2 separate regions of the Homo sapiens genome follow, and region 2 is linked to region 1. The links are chromatin contacts, found by Hi-C in ENCODE. All regions are on one chromosome and are shown on one strand. The core of a region is the stretch at or near the end of the contact, and the rest is flanking DNA. Distances in the headings are between cores, read along the strand shown.

Region 1 (3,129 bases), core at 444-2,943:
CACAAAAGCAGATAATACCATGAACCCACGATTATCAGTCTTTTGCCAATATTGTTTCAACTATTTCCCACCAACTTTTTTGGAGTATTTTAAAACAAATCTCACATATCATATTTTATGCAGAAAGTATTTCACTATCTGTGTATAACAAACAAGGACTTAAAAATAACTGCACTATCTTATCCCAACTAACAAAATTAAAAATAATTCCTTCATGTTGCCAAATATTCAGTTCATCTGAAAATCTCCCCAACGTGTCTCAAAATGATGCTTTTACAGCTGGTTTGCTGAGCTCAATTTGTGGGCTTACTGAGCTGGATGCCATTCTAGCACTTCGTTGGTATATAAACCTAAAACCCTCAGTGCATAGAAAGGAAGGAGTTCCAGGACTGGGATGGAAATGCTAGAGATGGTCTATCATGTGAGTCTCACCACCCCTTGGGCTGCATCTCCCATGTGACAGCAGCTTTTATAATTAATGTACTGCTAATCTCTCTAGGCCAGAGATGCTGCTGAGAGATGGTTCCACTGCAATGCAAACCTGGTCCTCCATGGGGGTGGGACATCTGTCATGGGAAAAAGGTGGGCATAGTTACTATACCACACAGCAGGGCCAGCTTGGTCATCTGAATGGTTTGACCTGTGAAATCTCTGGTTGTGCTGTTAACTGATCTCGGGGTCCCCAGGAACAAAACAGATGAGTGATTCCACAAAGGTACCACAACATTGTGTAGGAGGAACTCTCCAGGGCTGGCAAGCAGAGCCCGACCTGAGCCACCATGACAGAGAAGACAAGGGAGGGCCCTCACTCAACTCCCAGACTCAGGCCTCTTGATGGAGCAGAGCCAGGGAGCCTCAGGGTAGGCATCCTACTACAAGTCTTCTTCCTAGCTTCTCAAAGAGAACTCCTACCATCAGCCTGGTGACTGTGTCCTCAGGACAGGGAAACTCCCGGCGGCAAATGTAAGCAATACTCTTCCCAAGCCTTTCTGAGTAGGAGAGATGGCTTTGGCAAGGCAAGGATTTAGCTCGTGCGCACTCCTGGTTAGGAGCTAATGGCCTGGCTGAATGGCCTGGAGGAATGTGGAAAGAACAAGATGGGCTGAGGATGGGTTTGGGGAAGGAGTATAACTGGCTACCTCAGAATACCCGCAGAGCATGAGATGATGTCCATCCTACATGAATCCTTATTGCAAGAGAGGCTAATCAATCATCATGTGGACATGCTGTCCCAATGTGCAGCTAGATGCCAGTCTTCCTTCCTAGTCATCTTGATACTTGCTCAGTGGGTTCATAAAAAGGAAAAAAAAAAAGAAGCAAGCAAGAAAAAGGCCATGGTGGCAAAAATGGATGCCAAGCCTGGGCTAAACCACAGGAAGTCTGGGCCTTCCCCTCAACAAAGCTGATGATACGGTTCCCCGCAGGAACCAGACAGCCCCTTGCGGAAAGCTGATTGCAGTGGGGCCTTTTCATAATAGAGGGGGTGGTGATTTGTCCCTACTGGAAGGGCCACTTATGCTGGGCTTGGATTTGTTTTCCTGCACTCTGTGGATCCTCTAGAAGGCCCCTATCCTGTCGCAGCATCTCACACGCCATCCAGGCCCAGAACGTCACAGAGAAGGAAGCACATGACCCCATCACACCCAATAACAACCAAATAAAAATGAAGTTACAGAGGCAGCTGGGAGACACACCCAGAAGTTGCCATACTGCCCTGGATGGGACGCAAGCTCTGAAGCAGTGACTAATTTGGAGAGGCTGGCCCACAGCAGAAGATGCAGGGCCGGAAACCAAGGGTAAACATAGAAGCGGCTTCTTAGGATTACTTAATAATATACTTGCAAAATGTTTTCTTCCCACCTAGGAACTCTGCTCTGTTGAAACTGAATTTAGTGCCCAAGGGAGAAGTACTTCCTCCAGAGTTCACAGTCCTGGCCACAGTGAATCAGAACCAAGGCTGGCCATTTTTGCCTCTTCGTACCACTGGGAAAATGAGCACCCACGGAAAATGGGGATGGCTTTTGTGGTCACTGCTACCATATTTCTCAAATGGACTAATGCAATCGCCTTCAAATCAATCTCCATTCCTCTTCCTTTCCCCCCACAAACTGCCCTCCCTCTCTAAGCATAAACCGGAACATAATATGCTCCTGCTGCCAATGGCTTCACACCACACTTAGAACAAGCTCAGCCTCCTCATGACCTGCAGAGCCCTTTCCAGCCTCAGCCCACCTCCCAGCCTGCAACATCCTCGTCTGCCTCTTGCTCCCTGAGCTCCTGTCACTGTGGCCTCCTTGCTGAACCTCAGACACATCATGTTTCCTGCCTGTCTTTGGGCTTCTGGTGCTCCTTCGGCTAGGACTTCTCCTCCCTCGGATCTCTGCCTCACTGCCTCCTACTCACCTGTCCCCAGCGTCACCTCCTTGGAGAGGAGGCTATCTCCCCCACCTGCTCCTACTCCTCACATTACCCAAAGTCATCTTCTGCAGGGCCGTCACTGGTGCCTTGGTGCATCCTACATATTGACTTATGGAATCTGTTCAAATGCTGAAATGTAAACTTTGCATGACGTTTTATTCTCCACAGCATCCCAAATTCTCTATTTCCTTCCTTTCCCTGCCTTGCCATTCTGGTAGGGATGTGTTGCTTAAATCTGCCTCTAGTTAATCAACGCTGAAGAGGCACTGCATGGAACTGGAGGACTAGTTATCCTAAGAGGTCCTAGACTTGGAGGTGTCTGCTGCCACTGATGAGGATCTGGGTGTCTCCTTCTAGGGAAGAGAGAGAGGGTTCATGGAACAGGTGCATCCTGTTCATTAGAGTGTCATTAGAATAACACTCTTTGGAAATGAATGCTCTCTATCCTGTTTTATTTTTCTTTATAGTACTGTCTGCTCTGTTAAATACTTACTTGGCCTGTCTTCACATATAGAAGGCAAGGGTCCCTGGAGACAGACACCCCACCCTTCTTCCTGTTCCAGTACCACCAGGTGGTGGACATATCACCTAAGCTCGGACAGCTGAATCTTCCATCCTGGGACCTGAACCCCTGGGTGAGTGACAGAAAGACAGTCACTAACTCCTAATAAGTTAACTCCTTATTATAACTCCTCCCCAAATAAGTATACA
Region 2 (3,061 bases), core at 562-3,061, 3.2 Mb before region 1:
TACCAAGGCGTCCAGGAGGGAGGCACCGAGGCCTCCATGAGAGTACTAGGAGCAAAACAAGCAAACAGGAACACAGTGAGCTACATACCACCAGGGGCGGAGCCACAGAACCTTGCACAGCGGCAGGCGTGGAGTAGGCTCAATAAACATTTGTCAAATTAATCTGCATGAGAGATCTGGGACAACAAAGATGACTCCAAGTTTTTCAACCTGTATTAAGGAAACTGGTAGCGCCAGTATCCAAAATACAGCACACCGGTCTAAAAGGAAAGGCAAGCTCTTACGTGGATCTACTGGTAATACAGAGCCCAGAATTTAGAGGCTAGAACGGGCAAGAGGAAGGGCAGAGGGGCAAAGCATAAAGGATGTTATGAGTCATGCCGGTGGCTATGTAAGACCGCAAGAGGGAGCTGGGCGGGGTGGAACATGCAGAGGGCAGAAGAGGATCCAACGAAAAGGGCAGACGAGGAAGAGGAAAAGAACCAGAGAAGGTCTCAAGGAAGAAGCGGTCGGCCTTCCAGTGCTGGAGAGGTTAAGGAATGAGGCCCCGGAGGACACCTGGAGAAGGTGGCCCATAAATTAGAGGAGGTGCAAGGGGCAAAGGTATGGACTGCAGCCCAGTGGTTTAAGAAATTAAGGGCTTTAAGCTGAGGCAGTGTGAAGCCTAGCTCTGCCAAAAACTGGGAAGCTGGGCAGATTCCTTGACCTCCATGACCCTCGTTTTCCTCACTTGTGTGTGACATGGGCTGCCACGTCATATCATGGTATCTGACATTCTCCTGCCCTCAAAATAAAATCCAAACTCCTAATGGGCCTACTTCTCAGACCTCATATGGTGATCTCCGCACCCAAACACACCCACCTGCCTCCCACCCCAAGGGTCACAGGCTCCCTTTGTGTTCTCTCTACCTAGCACAAATGTCTGCATGGCTAGATCCTTCCTTCTTACACGGCTCACACAGAGAGGCCTTTCCTGACCACAACACTGCATGTCATTCCCACCTATCCTGTGGTCGGCTCGACCCAGGAACAAAGGTCCATGGCAGCAGAAACCTTGGGTTTGCCTGTTTTGCTCACTGCTCTCTCCAGTGTGGAGTTACGAAGAAATGAGCACATGCTGCTTTCACGACCCCTGGTACATGTAACCCATCTTCTGTACCAGCTCCAGGGGCCAGTGTTTGGCAGGTGTCTAGTAGCGGTGGGCCCCCTCAAACCTCACACTTATTTGCAGATTACGGGAGGCACTTGGCTGGCCGAGACTCACGATCAATGACTGCTTAGTAAATCCCGAGCCCCTGCCATGGATATCAAGGTCGCAGAACGAAGGTCCTACAACTTCCTGTCTACTTCCTCAGCTCCTTCCCCAAGTCCTGGATGTCAAAGCTGAACGCGCTGCACAGCGGGGCCTGCGGCCCTGGCCACGACTGCAGTGGCTACCCCGGGGCCACGCGCCATCCCTAGGCCCAGGGTTGGCAGCCTCGCCCCCCTCACCTCCCCCGTGTGCTTGCACAGGTGCGCGTCAAGCTTCCAGGCTTTGCTGTAATTGGCGCTGCAGTCAGGGAAGGAGCAGATGAACCTCCTGGGAAGCGCGGGGCGCGGCGGGGTCGGAGCTGAGCTCTCGCCGGCTGCAATGAACGCGTCGGCGATGGTCAAGGACGACACCGACTCGGCGACCACGGCCGGCGGATCCAGGGCGCCGGCGCCTCCAAGCCCAGGGCCAGGCGCGCTGCCACGTGCCGAGACACGTGCCGGGAACCGGCGCGCCCGGCCCACGGCTCCCTGCTGAACCTTCGCGCGACGCCGGCACACTTCCGGGAGCGCGCGCGGTCACCAGGCACCGCCCCGCGTCGGCGCCGCTGCTGCGCATGCTCCGGGAGATCGCGCATGCGCCAGGAGGCCCCGCCGCGGCTCGCGGCCCGTGCCCTGTCAGCCCTGGATGAGAGGCGGGGGTTTCTGCGTCCTCGGCAGAAGGCTGCTGCGTTTCACAGGCAACTCAAATCCCGAGGCACTGCTTAAATGGGGCTTGTTTCCCGTCCTCCAGTACACTCTGGAAAGCACTAGCCTTACATAATTTAAGTTAGCCTGTTGCCACATTACTAGTGTGACCTGTGTGGTTTCGTTTCTTTGCGTGCTTTACGTGCTTCTGCTGCAAGCCCCAGTTCAGAGGTTCCTAAGCTCAGATTCACGTGGAGAGCTTTACAAAATCCCGAAGCCTAGAGGATACTTGGACCACTTAAATCACAATTTCTGGGGGTAGGAAACAGGCATCAGTATTTTTGGAAACTTCCTAGGTGATTTCAATGCGCAGAAAAGTTTGGGAACCACTATCCTGGCACAGTAGTGCGCACCTGTAGTCCCAGGTACGCGGGCGAATCGCTTGAGCCCAGAGTGAGACCCCGAGCTCTAAAAGAATAAATACAGATGTCTCCCCATCCTACCCTTCCCCACCCCGGCAAACTGACCAGGTGGTTGGAAAAAAAAAAAAAAAAAAAGGAAAAGTTTGGGAACACTGCCCTAGAGCCTTGATGACCTACTTGAAACAAATCTCCAGGTGATTCAGTGCATATCAAAACCTGAGAAGCACTTTTGAGAGGCCTGAATGAATATGAGTATCTTAGTTTATGAGGACCACATGCCTAAAAAATGTCCTTGGATACAGATAACTGGCAGGATGACTTGGGGGATGTTCGCCAGATCCATATTTTTCACATCCTGCATTATTCCGAATCATTAAGCCCTTGTCGGAATGTGATGAACAGGTCCCTGCACAGCAGTGCAGTTCTGGAAACAAGCCAGGGCTTAACATCAGTGCTTATGAACTGAGTATTCCAGTTCATAAACACTCCTTTGCCTCAGTCTGCTCATCTTGAAAGTGGGAAAGTTGATAACGCCTGTGTCATCCTCCGTCTCAAGATAACGGGGCTGTGAGAGTGTCTATGCCTTGGGTCCACCTGTTGCTTTCTTCATTTGCCACTCTAGCCCCTGTCCATGGATGGGAGAATTCTACACTCATCCCTCCCACAACTCCGGAATTCTAAAATGGTTTCTCTTGCGCCAGTTC

The links. A loop is a pair of places that touch in the nucleus more often than their neighbours do. Pooled maps may share reads with other maps.
Region 2: a map of CD4-positive, alpha-beta memory T cell shows a loop between it and region 1 (15-fold over the local background). The contact joins the promoter of GTF3A here to the promoter of SPATA13-AS1 in region 1. A Hi-C loop is called at or near these places in 2 of 168 maps with a recorded cell type or tissue (CD4-positive, alpha-beta memory T cell and naive thymus-derived CD4-positive, alpha-beta T cell) and 4 of 50 pooled maps.

The regions. Positions count from the first base shown.
Region 1 is chr13:24,253,003-24,256,131 of GRCh38, reverse strand. SPATA13-AS1 (SPATA13 antisense RNA 1) reads left to right here and starts at 1,693. Exons shown (of 3, transcript NR_046531.1): 1 at 1,693-1,796; 2 at 2,933-3,053. All of the region lies in intron 4 of SPATA13 (spermatogenesis associated 13), which reads right to left.
Region 2 is chr13:27,423,369-27,426,429 of GRCh38, reverse strand. GTF3A (general transcription factor IIIA) reads right to left here and starts at 1,811. Exons shown (of 9, transcript NM_002097.3): 1 at 1,492-1,811. The coding sequence starts at 1,692. RefSeq lists enhancers at 137-356, 1,307-1,376 and silencers at 1,467-1,546, 1,647-1,706, 1,717-1,986.